Linked DNA regions of Homo sapiens: region 2 is linked to region 1. Evidence: chromatin loops called from intact Hi-C (ENCODE). Cell type or tissue: PC-9. All regions are shown on one strand. Each heading gives the region's core, and the rest is flanking DNA. Links, peaks and the distances in the headings are about the cores only.

Region 1 (8,332 bases), core at 252-8,251:
GGAGGGAAGGGGATGCTGATGTCTTAGGACAGCTGCCTGTGAGAAGCTTGAAGAGCTGACTTTTGCAGTGCTTCTTAAGCCGTAGCATGCGTCGGAAACACCTGTTAGTGCTGGTTTAAAATGCAAAATTTGCAAGACTTTTTTTTCCTTATTTATCTACTATGGTTTGAATGTGTCCCCCAAATTTCATGTGTTAGAAACTTAATCTCAAAATGTGACCGTATTGAATCTTTAAGAGGTGATTGGATCAAAAGGTTTCAACCCTTATGATTAATCCATTTATAGGTTAATGGATTAATGGGCTAATAGACTAGCAGGTAATCATGAGAGTGGAACTAGTGGCTTTTTAAGAAGAGGAAGAGAGACCTAAGCAAGCATGTGAGCTCACTCAGCCCCTCACCATGTGATTCCCAGTGTGGCCTTGGGACTCTACAGAAAGTCCTCACCAGCAAGAGTCCCCTCACAGTTGCAGCCCCTCAATCCTGGACTTCCCAGCCGTCATAACTGTAAGACATAAATTACTCTTCTTTATAAATGACCCAGTTCCACATATTCTATTATAATCAACAAGGAACGAACTAATACATTATCTAAAATTATCTCCTGAAAGCAATTACAGTAAGGATCTTGCTTTTTAGAAAACAAAAAATTATTGTATACATTTTAAATTTTAAAAAACTACTTTAGCCAGGCGTGGTGGCTCATGCCTGTAATCCCAGCACTTTGGGAAGCCAAGGCAGGTGGATCACGAGGTCAGGAGTTCAAGACCGGCCTGACCAAGATGGTGAAACTCTGTCTCTACTAAAAATACAAAAATTAGCCAGGTGTGGTGGCAGGTGCCTGTAACCCCAGCTATTTGGGAGGTTGAGGCAGAGAACTGCTTGAACCTGGGAGACAGAGGTTGCAGTGAGCCGAGATCACGCCACTGCACTCCAGCCTTGGGGACAGAGCAAGACTCCGTCTAAAAAAAAAAAAAAAAAACTAGCAATACCAGGAGAAAATAAGCCCAAGCCCGGTGGCTCACACCCATGATCCCAGCACTTTGGGAGGCCAAGGCAGAATGAAGGCTTGAGGCCAGGAGTTTGAGACCAGCCTGGACAACATACCAAGACCCCATCTCTACAAAAAAAAATTTTAATTTTTAAAATTAAAAAAAAATTTTTTTTTAGATGTTATGCACTAGTAGCTACTTGGGAATGTTAGATGTTATGTCCCAGCTACTTGGGAAGCTGAGGCAGGAGGATTGCTTAAGCCCAGGAATTCACTGCTACACTCCAGTCTGAGTATACCCTGTCTCAAAGAAAAATAAAAAGAGAAAATAAAATTTTATGTGCAAAAAGTTAGGAGAGGGCAAAGTCAAGTAAAATTTCCCCATATTAACTTAGAAATAGTAATAAGGGCAAAATGTTCTAAAGGTTTCATCTGTTAGTGTCCTAGCCTGGAAAAAAAAAAAAAGGATGCCCTTAAATTGAGTCATTTAGGAAGAGTGTAATAAAGTCACTATTTACAAAGCATGGACTGGGCTTAGACAAAGCAAAAGGGATGTGCACTACCCTTGGGCTGGTGAGTGCAAGAGCCACTACCGCCACCATGTCTGTAAGGACAAGGCAATGGAACCCATTAAAGGAACCTAGAAAGCTGATAGAGAGGGCCACCTGGCAGGAAGGAACCAGAGAAATAAATATGCCAACCTCCTTGGCCAACCCCTAGAGGCTGGAGGGCAAAAGCAGCCTACTGATGTCATCCTTGTGACTCAGCCTCATGGGCAGAGAGCAGGGCAAAGAAGGGTGGAGAGCAGATTATGAGTAGCAAATGGGGAAAATCTAGCACCTGTCAGAGATGGCTAACGCACTGGAGTGGCTACTGTGTATCTTAACAAGCACTGAAGACAACAGTACAGAGATTTCCTTTTCTATCATCTCGTTTATATAACCATGCAGTAGGTTTATAAGAAACCTACCATTAAGTGGCTGGGTGCAGTGGCTCATGCCTGTAATTCCAGTACTTTTGGAGTCCGAGGTGGGCAGATCATTTGAGGTCAGGAGTTCGAGAACAGCCTGACCAACATGGTGAAACCCCGTCTCTACTAAAAATACAAAAAAATTAGCCAGGAGTGGTGGCGGGTGCCTGTAATCTCAGCTATTTTGGAAGGCTGAAGCAGGAGAATCTCTTGAACCTGGGAGGCAGAGGATGCAGTGAGCTGAGATCGTGCCACTGCACTCCAGCCTGGGCGACAGAGCAAGACTCTGTCTCAAAAAAAAAAAAAAGAAAAGAAAGAAAGAAACATCACATCAAGTGTTATGGTTTTGTACTGTGTCTCATTCCAGAAAAAGCCCAGAAATCTGAACTTCAAGTAAGAACTCAAGCTGAGGGCAGTGGTTCACATCTGTAATCCCAGCACTTTGGAAGGGCGAGGTAGGGGGACCGCTTGAGCTCAGGAGTTTGAGAACAGCCTGGGCAACAGCAAGACCTTGTCTCTACTAAAAATAAAAAAGGAGTCCCTAGAACTCAGTGATAGTCTCTCTTCTCTTGGTCCCTGTCAGGGCTGTACAGAAACCCCAGAGTCTCTCAAGCCAGCTTAGTCCTGCAACAGACATGCAGAGGGAACATCTGTAACCTGAAAGAGGAAGGTCAGACACTGACCTGGCTTCACGGGACCCTACGAGTCTTTAGGCATGAGTGGGCCCAGGCTGCTGGCACTGACCAGGCTCACCTTATCTTGGCTCCTGGGCTGAATGGCTGAGCTTTCCAGGCTTGGGCTGGGGAGGTCCCTCTTATTTAGCTTCCTTGTCAGCAGTTTCCAGAAGGTGAAAGTTACCTGCCCAAGGTAGTAACCTTAAACTGCAATAGAAATAACTCTCTGGGCTAGAGATGCCAAGGTTGTACCGAAAGTTTCCAAGGCAGTAGAGCACTTAGCCCTGTCTCTGTGTCCCCGTGAAGGCCCTAGTCTTCCTCCTTTGACTGGTGTGTTGGCGACCTGTAAAGCTTGGGTATGGGCTGGGCAGGGCAGGCCGCAGGGCCCAGTCTGGCTTCCCGTGGAAGCCAGTGAGTTTCCCGCAAAGAGAAAGTTCTGGCTGTAGGCCTCAAGGGCAGGGAGAGAGGCCTTCTTTAACCCCAGCAGTAAGAAAATGCTCATTCTATACCGTGTAAAGGGACCCTTAGTGTTTCCTGGGCTGACACAGAGAAGAACTATTTATTTCTCAGCTATCGTTCTCTGACTTGGCAAGCTCAGGCTGGAGTGGGGAAAAGCAGATCCAAGACAATCATGTGATGGAATTACACCTGCTGAGGTAAAGCACAGTGCTGCTCCCCAAGCAAACATTCTTGCAGACTCTGCACTGCAAACTCAGCTCAGGAGGCGCTGGGCTAATTTGTCTTTTGCCAACTAAAGGCAAATGGAGGAGGGCAGAGCCTGGCAGCTTCTCCTACTGCCTGGTGATTTGAGGATCACTCTGCCTCCCTCCCCGCTCCACCACTCTCTCACTGATGCCTAAATAACAGGTAGGAATTCGCTCCACTTCGCCAAGGAGCAAGGAAATGCACATCACTTTACTTTTTAAAATCAAATGGAATCATGCTGTGAGCCCCACCTTGCCCTGGCTGGTGCAATCCCCAATATTAATGATTATTGAAATCCCCTCTTTTCTGTTGGGCCGTACTAGAATCCGGGGCCCTGCTTGGTAATAGCAAAATGGGGCAGGGGATTGAGTTAGCCAATAAAATAGCCACCATTATTAATGTTGCTACTTTTGTTATGTGACACAGCTATTGGACTAAAAGGTTTCACCTCAAAGTGCCTACTTTACCTGCAGGCTCTGCCACAGGGGCCCTTGTGGATATTTCCAAGGTTATATAGTTAGAGATTGTCCTTGAGGTATTAGTCATGTGCCAAGTTTGAGTGGTGGTGGTAGTAGAAGGAGTGTTGAGGAAACTTTAGATCTTCTCCCCGTAATCTAGGTCAGCATCCCCTGTTCCTTGTTGTAGGTAATTAATATTTTCTCATTTTCATGTATGTAGCCATGTAAACAGCTTAGAGCATCCTCTTCCCCTCCCAGCCTTTCAATCAGATTGCTGCCCCTAAACCCCTCCTACAGAGACATTCTGACTTCCAGGCACCAACTGCTCCCCTAGACACCAGCAACCTCCAGAGCCCTTTACAGAAAAGGCGCAAGGCTCCAGACTCATAGAATCCAATTCTCTCTCTCATCCACAAAGCCCTAGCTTCTCTCCAACCAATCCCCACCTCATCCTCTGGGGTACTGCCATCTAATTCCTTCTTGGGTTTGACCCTTGAATTATAGAGAAACCATTAGCTAACTGCTGCCACCACTACCCCCAAGACAAAATGAGGAACTAAGACTGACCGCTAAACACAAAGCCTTAGCTAACTGGGGAGCTAGGAGGTCAGTGAAGAGGAATAGAATTTTTTCTTCCACCGGGTGTAGTGGCTCACGCCTGTAATCTTAGCACTTCGGGAGGCTGAAGTGGGTGGATCACCTGAAGTCAGGAGTTCAAGACCAGCTTGGCCAACATGGTGAAACCCCATCTCTACTAAAAATACAAAAATTATCCAGCCATGGTGGTAGATGCCTATAAGCCCAGCTACTCAGGAGGCTGAGGGAGGAGAATTGCTTGAACCTGGGAGGCAGAGGTTGCAGTGAGCCAAGATTGCCTCATTGCACTCCAGACTGAGTGACAAGAGTGAAATTCCATCTCAGAAAAAAAGAAAAGAAAAGAAAAATATATTTTTTTCTTTTTTTCCTATAGCAGAAAGGGAAAAAAAAAGCCTCATTCGATTATCATCATTTGATGATCGTTCTGTTACCAGCGTCATTCCTTTGGGTGAGTCATTGCTGCCTCCAAGGGATCCCATATTAGGATGCCCCCTTGGGAGGGATAGGAAGCATGACTAACACCTGAGTATAAAGAGGTTCACCCTACACTTCCTGACGTGGCAGGTGAGAGAGTGTGGGTGGGGAATTGGGAGGGGACTGCCTTTCCTTACTTTAGAGTCCTGTCCAATGGCTGGCTTTGTGGTTGGCTCCATTAGGGAGGGCCCACCAGGAAGCCTTCTCTTCTTTCCGTTGAAGACAAGCATGCAAGTTTTCTGTGGTTTGTTAGGGCTGGGCCACCATGTCCTTAGTAGGCAGCAAGGTGGGGTGATGACCTCTGATATCAAACCATCTGGGAGTTACTGCTGCTTTGTAAAAAAACAAAGGCCCAAAGGTAAAATGTGGAGAGAGCAGGGTACTGGAACACCGGCTCACATATCTGGCAGAGGCACTGAGGCCACTACTGCTGGCCTCTTTTCCGTGCCACCTGAGTTGATTTCATTCAACTCATGTGGTCAGGGGCAAGCACTGGGACAAAGTTCTCCCCAGGAGAGGTAAGAACCAGAAGGGAGCTTCTGGGTCTCATCTGGATTAATAGAAGCCATGAGTACTTACTCTGGCGGGAGCCAGGTTCCTTCACTTACTAGGTGTGTGACCTTGGGCATTTACTTATGTTCTGTGATTCAGTGTTCTTATCTCTAAAATGGGGATAATATGTCTACTCCACAGAAGTGTTGCAGGGATTTGTTAGTGTATTTAAAGTACTTGGAAGAGTGCTTGTCACATAGCAAGTATTATAAAAATGTCAACTGCTGTAGTTACTGTTGTTGCTGTCTACAGAAGCCAGGTGTGGACCACAGAGCCAGAAGCCTCGGGCAAGTCTCCAGAGTTGAAACTAGAAAGAATTATTTATAACAGTTCCCATCCTGCCTAGGGCTACAGATGAGACAATAGCTGTAAAACAGTCTCAGCTTCCCTGGGAGGGGCAAAATACCCAGATTCACTGCTAGAATACTCGAACAGAGGCTATTTCTTTAGGGCTCTGCAGCCTAAGCAGACCCTACCCTTAGGTGGTTGAGATACCCCCTTAATGGCCATGATTTGAGGGCCCCCAACACATCTCCATCATAGGCTTGCCTCAGTATCTAAAATTTTCTTCAGGGCTTCCAGTTTGGAAGATGTGACCTATTTTACAGCCAGACTGTCTATGTGTAAACCTCGGCTCTGTCACTCACTAGCTGCATAATCTTGGACAGGTTACTTAATGTCTGCACCTCAGTTTCTCATCTGCAAAAGTGAGGGTAATGACAATAGTCTCTTGATAGAGGCAGAGTGCAAATCACATAAAATAGTGTGTGTGAAGTTTTAGCAAAGTGCCTGGTACACCCTGAACTGGTGGTAATGGTGGTTTGACTAGAGAAGGCATAAATTTGCAATTTAATAGTGACTTCTGGATGAACTTGGAGGACATTATGTTAAGTGAAGTAAACTGGGCACAGAAAGACAAACACCACATGATTTCCACACATATGTGAAATCCAAAAGAGTTGATTTCTTAGAAGCAGAGAGTAGAATAGTGGTTACCAGAGGCTGGGGAGGGTAGGGAGGGGAGGAGAACAGGAGAGGTTGGTCAACAGGTAAAAAGTTACAGTTAGGAAGAATAAGTTCTAGTGTTCCATTACATGGTAGGGTGACTGTAACTAGTAACGATGCAGTCTATGTTTCAAGATAGTTGGAAGAGAAGATTTTGAGTATTATTACAAAGAAATGATAAATGTTTAAAGTGATGAGTATAGTAATTACCTTGAGTTGATCATTATAAAGTATACACATGCATTGAAACATCACATTGTATCCCATAAATATGTACAATTATTTTGTGTGAATTATAAATAAATTAATAAAAATATTTATTAAACCATAGATACTCAATATTTAAACACTTTTTAATAACAATTATCACATGTACAAAAATGTTGAAAACTAATGCAAGTAACACCTTTAAATACATCATTTACTTTTTTTACATTATTATTATTATTATCATTTTTGGAGATAGGGTCTCACTTTGTTGCCCAGGCTGGAGTGCAGTAGTATGACCTCCTCAGGCTCAAGCGATCCTCCTACTTCGGTCTACAGAGTAACTGGGACTACAGGTGCATGCCCGGCTAATTTTTGTGGTTTTGGTAGAGATGGATGGGGTTTCTCCGTGTCGTCCAGGCTGGTCTTGAACTTCTGTGCTCAAGTGGACAGCCCCATCTTGGCCTCCCAAAGTGCTGGGATTATAGGTGTGAGCTACCATGCCCTGCATAATTTACACTGAATAATTGTTTTATCTATGTCTTTGCCATTTTGTTTTCTGCTGTTATTTGTGTTTTTTTGTGCTATTATTTTACTGTTTGGTGAGTACATATATTTTCCCCTTAATAATTTGAAAATAAGTTGCTGAGCATCATGACACTTTAAATACTTAACAGCATATGGTTACCCCAAATAAGGACATTCTCCTACACAACCAGAACACTATGACCACATCTACAATAACTAATAATTATTCTTTAATATTATTTAATACTGAGTCCATATTCACACTTTTTCAGTTGCTCCCAAAATGTCTTTTAGAACTGTTTTTTTTCCTATTAAGAACCAATCTTTTCTTTTTTAGGGGCACTGACTTTTGAAGAGACCAGGGCATCTGTTTTACTTTTGGGGTTTGTCTTACTGTTTTCTTGTGATGGTGTTTTTAGTGAAGTTTTGAAGAAGGATGCAAACAATCTGGAGCTTGAGCTGGAATCCCTGGGCTGCCCCAAGGACACATGCTCTGCTGCCCGTCGAAAATGAGAGAAGAAACCAATAAACAAGGCACATTCATTTTCTTGTGTATTGCAGCAAAACATACATAACATAAAATTCATCATTTTAACTATTTTTAAGTGTACTATACAGTTCAGTGGCGTTAAGTACATTCACGTTGTTGTGCAACCATCACCACCATACATCTCCAGAACTTTTTCATCTTCCCTAGCTGAACCTCTGAGCCTGTTCAACACAAACTCTCCATTCTCCCCTCCCCTCAGCTCTGGCAACCGCTATTCTACTTTTTATCTTTGTGAATTTCACTACTCCAAGTATGTTACACACTACTTGTCTTTTTGTGATTGGCTCATTTCACTTAGCATGATGTCTTCAGAGTTCATCCATGTTATACTGTGGTCAGCATTTCCTTCCCTTTTAAGGCTGAATAATAATCCATTGTATGCATGGAACACATTTTATTTATCCATTCATCTGTTGACTGACACTTGGGTTGCTTCCACCTTTTGGCTAATGTGAGTAATACAGCTATGAACGTGGGTTTACAATTTTCTGATTGCATCCCTGCAAGGCACACTCTTTTTTTTTTGAGACGGAGTCTTGCTCTATCACCCAGGCTGGAGTGCAGTGGCATGATCTCTGCTCATCGCAATCTCCGCCTCCCGCCTCCTGGGTTCAAGTCATTC
Region 2 (8,332 bases), core at 101-8,100, 98 kb before region 1:
GGAAGTATTTTGAAGTGTTCTTTGAGGTTGACTCTTTAGCTTCCCTTCACATCAACCATGGTAATTCCATTCCCCTTGGGAGGGACTAGCTAAAGAATGGGCATGTATCCAATTCTGGCTAATGGTACAAAAAGAAGATTCTACAGGAGACTGCTGGTAAAAGCTTCCATGCTTCTGAAAAAACACGAAAGCTTTCTTTTTCTGCGTGTTATTGTGTTTGGTGCAGACGTCGTATTACCACAAAGGGAGCCAGCTGAAGGAAAAAGCCAATGTCCTGCGGAGAGAAAAGCAGAGAAATGGAGGCTGCTTGGCTCCTTGAGGACACCTTGAGCCACTCATCGTACCACACCTGGAACCCACTACTTCTAGACTAACTATTATATGAGATAATACATTTCCTTACATGTTTGAATCTGTGTTTTCTATTACTTATGGCTAAGGCATCCTAACCAACAGAGAGTATGGGACAGATTTCCTGCATTAACTGGTAGGAGCTTAGAGCTAAGATTTGGGTACTAAGGAGGTGTAACTGGTATCTTCACAGGCTGGGGGGACCAGGACAAAGGGGTCATTCATTCTTCTCTGCATGTCAGGGGAGACTCTACAACCCAGCTGAGGTAGGAAAATTGGATTTCTCTGTCTTTTGTTTGTATTTCTGTTTTGTTATTTATTTATGTATTGAGACAGAGTCTTGCTCTGTCACCCAGGCTGGAGTGCAATGTCACAATCTCGGCTCACTGCAACCTCTGCCTCCCAGGTTCAAGAAATTCTCCTGCCTCGCCAGGCACAGTGGCTCATGCCTGTAATCCCAACACTTTGGGAGGTCAAGGTGGGTGGATCACAAGGTCAGGATTTCAAGACCAGCCTGGGCAATATAGTGAAACCCCATGTCTACTAAAAATACAAAAAGATTAGCTGGCCGTGGGGGTGCCTGTAATCCCAGCTACTCGGGAGGCTGAGGCAGGAGAATGGCGTGAACCCAGGAGGCGGAGGTTGCAGTGAGCCAAGATCGTGCCACTGCACTCCAGCCTGGGCGACAGAACGATACTGTGTCTCAAAAAAAAAAAAAAAAAAAAAAAAGAAAAAGAAAAAAAAAAAAGAAATTCTCCTGCCTCAGCCTCCTGAGTACCTGGGAGTATAGATGTGCACCACCACACCTGGCTTTTTTTTGTATTTTTAGTAGTGACAGTGTTTTGCCATGTTGGCCAGGCTGGTGTCCAACTCCTGACCTCAGGTGATCCACCCGCCATGGCCTCCCAAAGTGCTGGGCTTACACGCATGAGCCGCTGCGCCCAGCCTCCGTTTTTTAAATCAAAATGAATCTAACCTTGAGCCCCCAGTCCTGTTCATTGGGCAGATTATTAATCTGTCATTCTGGAAGTGCAATCTCTCCCCTGAAATATTGTGCCTACCTGGGCAAAAGTGTGGGGGCCTCCCAACCAGTCATCAGCCGGTGATCTGCCCTAAGTTTTCCTTTGATGCCTCACATCCCTTCTGGTTTGTTGATTTTGCTGTTGCTGAGTCATACATGGGGCCCAGGAAATCTTTGGTGAGACTGGAGACTCAATGCCCAAGGCCTAAAATTTCCCCGAGATCTGGATGTCTCCTGGGGCTCTGGAAAGGGCTCCATTCTCAGAGTGAGACAGGTTTTCTGTTTTGTTTTGGTTTCTATCTTTCTGGTCTCTGAGCACTCTCCTCTGTCTTTCCTTGTCCTTCAAGGCTCCCCTCTCCCTGTCCCCCTCCCGCCTATCTCCCTCTGGGTATCTGCATCATCTCATCAGGAGCCAGGACTTTTACCCAAGGCATGAAGATCTGTTATCTTCAAACAGCTCTGCTTTCTGTCCTGCAAGGATTCGTAAGGCAAGAAAAACCAAAAAAGCTGACTTGTAGTACCTGCTTGGGAAAAGACGGCAATGGAAAAACACAGTAAACAAATTAATATCTTAATTATCTTGTCACAGGTGCCTCAGCGGAGCACTGTGACAGAGGAGCACAATAGGAGGGCTGACTCCAGGCTGAGTGGCAGCGAGCCAGCCAGCCAATGAGAGTGGGACAGGGAGAAAGAAGGTGGGAGCTGAGCAGTGCTGGGGAAGCTTTCTTGCAAACTTGCAAAACCTGCCTGGCAGCCTGAGAGCCTTGTGACAGGGATGCCTCTTTCCTATCTCAAGTCCTGAGGTGTCCTTAAACTTAGTTTTTCATTTCCAGAAGCCTTCTCGCTGTACCTTGTGGTCACACGTGGAGGGCTACGATACCTCCTCATCTCACCAGAGAGTGGGAAGTTTCAAATAAGAACATGCGGGAAAGATCTTTGAGTTGCTCTGCAGGAAGGAGGCCCTGGCAGCCCACCCCAGCCTCCTCCGTGGAGCTCACCCTCCATTCAGCCCTGGTGGTCCCCTGCAGCTTGTATCTGCCACAGCCCTGCAGGTGGCACTGGGACTCCTGGGCTTCTGGACTTGGCTCAGAGGTAAACAAGAACAGCAGATGTTCATGCAGCTTGGATTTAGATAGTATCTTCCCACCCAGAGCTGAAAAGACCTTTGAAATCATTGAGACCAACTCCCTACTCTTACAGTTAAGGGCCCAGAGGATAAGAGAAGCCAGGAGACTTGGCTAAGGTGACCTGAAGCTATAAGGAGGGACAACCAAGGCTCCTTATCTCTCTCAGCCCTCCCTTATCACCCTGATCTCTGGGTGCTGCCCCTTGATCCTGGTTGCCTCATGTGGTGCTTTTGAATGATTTACCTGTCCTTCTTGCCACTTGTGGGGCCAGCACGCCTTGCCCTTCCTGCAGATGCCTGCTGTCTCCTGGATGTTGGGCTGTCAGATGATTAACCCAAGGACAATGAAGGGTGTGCAGAGTCCCCAGACCTCAGATCTTGAGCTGGGCTCTTGCTCAGTTTTTCATCGGCATCCCGACAGCATTTGTTAAGGGGAATGGGACTGTGGGTTACTCAGAAGCCCTGGGCATTTTCCAGTTCACAGGCACCTTCTGAGCATGCTCATTTGTGACTTTCTGACCAAAACATTTCAGCCTGGAGATAATCTTCAAGTAAACAAGTATGGGGTCTTTTGTCTCCCATTGTTTTGATTGGTTTAATAACTAATCAATCATATATTCTGAGGCTGCCTTAAAATCCTCAACCATGCTGCAGGTCATTACATGTGTATAGCACTTTATAATTCAGAATACATTATTTCATCAGCTTTATGAGATTCTTTGACCATACCCATTTCACAGGTATGAAAACTGTGAGTCAGCAAGGTTAGATGACCTGCCGTTTTAGAAGGAAGAATCAGAGCCACAACTAAGATGATAGCCTGGATTCTAGTGCAGTGATCTTGTCCCTGGCCCTCCACTAGGTACAGGCTGGCTACATGGTCTTCAGTGGAGTGGGGCAGTGGAGATAGTGAGGGGAGCTGCCCACCATGGAAAAAGTGCTGATAAAACACTTGGGACTTGGCTGGGCGCGGTGGCTCACGCCTGTAATCCCAGCACTTTGGGAAGCCAAGGCAGGCCGATCATGAGGTCAGCAGATCAAGACCATCCTGGTCAACATAGTGAAAACCTGTCTCTACTAAAATACGAAAAAAAATAAGCCAGGCATGGTGGCATGCGCCTGTAGTCCCAAAGGCAGGGGAGTCACTTGAACCGGGAGGCGGAGATTGCAGTGAGCTGAGATTGCACCACTGCACTCTAGCCTGGCGACAGAGCGAGACTCCATCTCAAAAAAAGAAAAAAAAAAATACTTGGGACTTCGGAGACAGACTGGGATATGATCTAGTTGAAAAGTACCAAAGTTACCCCAAAAGCAGCTCTGTTTACTTCGTGATCCCCACCTCCAAGTTTCTCATCCTTGACCTTGTTCCTGGTCGCTCCTTTGACTCCATGATTTGGACTCTCAGCCCAAACCAGGTTTTACTCCAGTCCATCCAGATTCCATCCCCACGCCCATCTCAGATTGTCAGTTCCAGTTTCCTTCCAGACCCCAGGGCTTGCAGCTGCCCCTACTGGCCTCACTGTTGCCAGTGAGGGGCACGCCTGACTAGCTGCTGACCGAGCACTAGTGACCCTATTTAATTACTCTCTCGTGTTCAAGCATCTAAGAGCAGTTGTGAGAGAGCCAAGTGCAAGAGGCACCAAGCGATCTCCACCCAGAGGCAAGTCCCCCAACTGCAAAAGGGCCTGTGGAAGCTAAAGCGTCAAAGTTCAGGATGATTACGGTCAGAAAAGTCTAGGCCAAGGGCCTGTGGCCAGAGGTGTATCACCTCCTGACCTCTGATGACTCCTTATGCAAGTTCGCCCTTCCATCATCCAAGATCAGTGGCCCTCAAACTTGGATGGACAAAACAACACTGGAGAGCTATTAAAGTTACAAATGCCAGCTGGGCATGGTGGCTCACGCTTGTAATCCCAGCACTTTGGGAGGCTGAGGCAGGTGGATCACCTGAGGTAAGGTGTTCGAGACCAGCCTGGCCAACATGGTGAAACCCTGTTTCTACTAAACACAAAAAATTAGCTGGACGTGGTGGCACATGTCTGTAATCCCAGCTACTCGGGAGGCTGAAGGCAGGAGAATCGCTTGAACCCAGGAGGTGGAGGTTGTAGTGAGCTGAGATTGCACCATTGCACCCCAGCCTGGGCAACAAGAGTGAAACTCTGTCTCAAAAAATAAAAAAAAAAAAAAAATAAAGTTACAAATGCCTTTGCCCCCACCTAGACTTGCCGAAATAGATTGAAACCATCCCTACAAACTTTATAAAATTAATCAGGGAAGAAGGGAGGGGAGAAATGAAAACAAGCTAAGCTTGCAGCACACTCAGCATTAGTCATTAGGTCAGCTTGTGCCTGACCTGCTTCCACACAGTTGTTTGCCTATTGTCTTAGAATCACGTGGACCCTAGACTATAGGTCCCCTAAACAGCTAAAGAGATAACACCTTAAGCATTATGAAACATTATGTTTTCCATTTGAGATATTCTTTCAGGTCTTGCATACCAGTGTGACTACTGATATCAGCTAATCTGAAGGACCCCATGGGAGCTGACTCACTAAAGAATGCCATTTCCACCTCCTGATGATTTCATCTCCTGTATCCTGACCAATCTATGACCCTAATTTTCCAGCCCCTTGTCCTTCACAATCTCCTTAAAGATCCCACCTCAGGCTGGGCGCGGTGGTTCATACCTGTAATCCCAGCACTTTGGGAGGCCAAGATGGGCAGATCACCTGAGGTCAGGAATTCGAGACCAACCTGACCAACATAGAAAAACCCCATCTCTACTAAAAATACAAAATTAGCTGGGTGTGGTGGCGCATGCCTCTAATCCCAGCTACTCGGGAGGCTGAGGCAGGAGAATCACTTGAACCCAGGAGGTGGAGGTTGTAGGGAGCCGAGATAGTGCCATTGCACGATTGCCTGGGCAACAAGAGCAAAACTCCATCTCAAAAAAAAATTTAAAAAAATTTAAAAAAATGTCCCACCTCAAAACTGCTTGGAGAGATGTATTTGAGAGTCTCCTTCCCACCTCCTTGCTCTATGCCCTGTGAGCATCAAACTCTTTCTCTGCTGCAAACCCTGCTGTCTTAGTGTACTGGTCTGTTACTGTGCAGCAGGCACACAAACTTGTTGGTCCTATAACAAGGTTAGGACCAAATGTTCTTGCCCACACCTAGACTTGCTGAATCAGACACTTCAGGTTAGAACCAAAGACTGCATTTGTAACAAACAGCTTAGAGCATTCTGATGCAGATAGCCTATAGAGCAGACTGTAAGAAACATCAGTGTGTTTCCACTTAATATGTGAGTTTGGGCAAGGCTCTTACCCTCTGTAAAATAGGGAAAGAGTAGTTGTGAGGATTAAATGGAAAGATGGGAAGCAAAGTACTTAGCACAATGTCTTATATATGGTAAGCACTCAAAAAGGTTAACTGTTATTGCTATTATGATTATTTTATTTTATTTTACTTTTTTGAGATAGAGTCACTCTGTCACTCAGGCTGGAGTGCAGTGGTAGGATTTTGGGTCACTGCAACCTCCTCCTCCCAGGTTCAAGTGATTCTCCTGACTCAGACTCCTGAGTAGCTGGGATTACAGGAACCAGCCACCACACCCAGCTAATTGTTGTATTTTTAGTAGAGATGGGGTTTCACCATGTTGCCCAGGCTGGTCTTGAACTCCTGGCCTCAAGTGATCTGCCTGCCTTGGCCTCCCAAAGTGCTGGGATTACAGGCATGAGCCACTGCACCCAGACTATTGTGATTGTTTTGTCTCACTATTCAGCTAAACTCCCTGGTACTACTGCCTGCTTCAAATTTCTCCCTATTCCGAGAGGATTTTCTATTAGTCCTCCTCTTCTTCAATTCTATTCTTTCTGATCCCATCAAATGAATTTATTATCACTTACTCCCAAGCATAAACCAAAATGCAAGACTGCCAGCCCTCTCCTTTCCAGCCACAGATAGTCACAGACACACAGATGCATGCACGCGCCCACACACACACACACACACACAAAACATGTGCTCCAGCTCTGCACATTCCCTCCTGCAAATTCTGATTGTCAAGGTGCTGAGGGTGTGGACAGAAGTTGTCTTTGGGTGGGTGAGATTGTAGGTGGGGATTTTTTTATTTCCTTTCTTTGCTTGTCTGTATTTTCTGGTTTGTTTGTCATGGGTGTGTTTGCATTTGTACCAAGAAAAGTTATTTTTAATTTTTGTAAATTCTAGTTGTTGCCATGTCTAGAAACTCTCCCTGAAGGGTGCTACTGCATTCTGAGCACTCCTTTTAACTTCATGCCCCCTCATCCTCTCTTCTCTGTGCTCTTTGCTATTATACATTTACATTCACTAGTGAGTTGCTCTGTAGATGGTCTTAAAGGGGTTGAGCAACCTTGAGCAGACAGGCGGCACCTTGAGGGTAGAGGCTGTGTCCTCTCTTCTGTGCAAACAGCTTGCACATTTCTTAGCTAACTTCAGCTCTCTACCCTCCTGTCCTTACCACTGAGCCCAGGTGACTGTGAGAAATTGAAGGTGCTTGGTTAGAACAGGGCTTAGTTCTACTCAGCTGAATTTTCTATTATTTTCATTTTAAAATTTCTGACACTTGGGGTAGCAGTCTTGAGTGCACTAGACACATAGGCACAGTCTCTGGAGAACTCCGAACAATACACAGGGCAGGTTTATGCGGGGATTGACAGTGTCATGGGGCTTGGGGGTAGTGTCTTAGCCTGGTTGTGAATTTAACCCAGATCTTGCAAAATCTCCAGACATCCTTTTTTCTCACTTTTTTTTTTTTTTTTCAAGGCCCTCATGGCTCTGGGAGCTTTGGTCAAGGCTAAGACTCATTCCCTCTCCAGTGTATATTTAAGAACCAAACATGATTAAAAACAGATGTGATTAAGAATGTGAGCTTGAGATTAAACAGACCTAGGTTTAAATCCTAGCTCTGATCCTCAAGTAACTGTACCAAGTCATTTAACCTCTTCTAGCCTCAGTTTCCTCATCTGGAAAATGGAGACAGAAATTGTGTCCACCTAATAGGATAATAGGATTATTGTAAGAATTAAGGAAAACAATGCATGTAAAGCATTTGGTGCTCAGCAACTGGTAATGATCACTACCACCAGGATGTTTGGGAGCCGCAAAGATAGAAACCAAAGAGAAACAACACCTCTGACTTGGAAAAAACTTTCCTTCTCAAGGGGAGAAACAAAGAACCTCTGTGTGACATAGACAAAGTGAGTCCAAGGTAACATACTCACGGACAGGAGAGAGGGGCACACAGTATATCCAAGAGCTGGGAGCTTCCTACCAAGGGGAAATCTGAGAAATCTTCAGAAAAGAGGTAAGTCTTGGATGGACGTGGAGGGATAAGTGAGAGGAGAGATGACAGGTGGGCTAGAGGCCAGGAGCTGGCTGCTGGGGCTGTGGATATAGCTGTATAGGCTAGCAGTTAAGAGCTCAAGTGCTGGAGTCATAGGACATGTATTTGAGTCATTGACTGTGGTGTTGAGAAAGTAGACTGGGTGGCTTAGAAACAACACTGATTTATTTCTCATGGTTCTGGTGGCTGGGAAGTTCAAGATCAAGGTGCCAGCAGATTTGGTGTCTGATGAGGGCCTGCTTCCTGGTTCACAGACAGCTGCCTTCTCACTGTGTCCTCACATTGTGGAAGGAGTGAGGGAATCTCTCTGGGGTCCCTTTTTTGTTTGTTTGTTTGTTTGTTTAAGACAGGGTCTTGCTCTGGCATCCAGCCTAGAGTGCAGTGGCATGATCATAGCTCACTGCAGCTTCAACCTCCTGGGCTCAAGCAATCCTCCCACCTCAGCCTCA

Evidence for each region. Peaks named below come from ENCODE experiments on the same cell type or tissue, not always from the same donor. Only the 100,000 strongest peaks of a DNase experiment are listed, where the experiment ranks them.
Region 2: a loop joins it to region 1, with 11 times the contacts of the local background. A loop is called at or near these places in 3 of 110 quality-filtered maps.

What each region holds. Positions count from the first base shown.
Region 1 is chr14:65,351,609-65,359,940 of GRCh38, forward strand. It overlaps a transcript of FUT8 not described here. Among named protein-coding and RNA genes, the nearest start is that of MIR4708, 21 kb to the left of the region's middle. RefSeq lists enhancers at 4,319-5,518, 4,339-4,428. In PC-9, for the core only: CTCF peaks have their summits at 4,855 and 8,107 (motif pointing left); DNase peaks (open chromatin) are centred at 1,753, 5,003, 5,623 and 8,198; H3K4me3 peaks cover 2,419 bases; H3K27ac peaks cover 7,090 bases.
Region 2 is chr14:65,253,633-65,261,964 of GRCh38, forward strand. No RefSeq gene overlaps it. Among named protein-coding and RNA genes, the nearest start is that of LINC02324, 35 kb to the left of the region's middle. RefSeq lists an enhancer at 1,841-2,342. In PC-9, for the core only: a CTCF peak has its summit at 2,372; DNase peaks (open chromatin) are centred at 1,529, 2,049, 2,611 and 4,949; H3K4me3 peaks cover 2,429 bases; H3K27ac peaks cover 6,192 bases.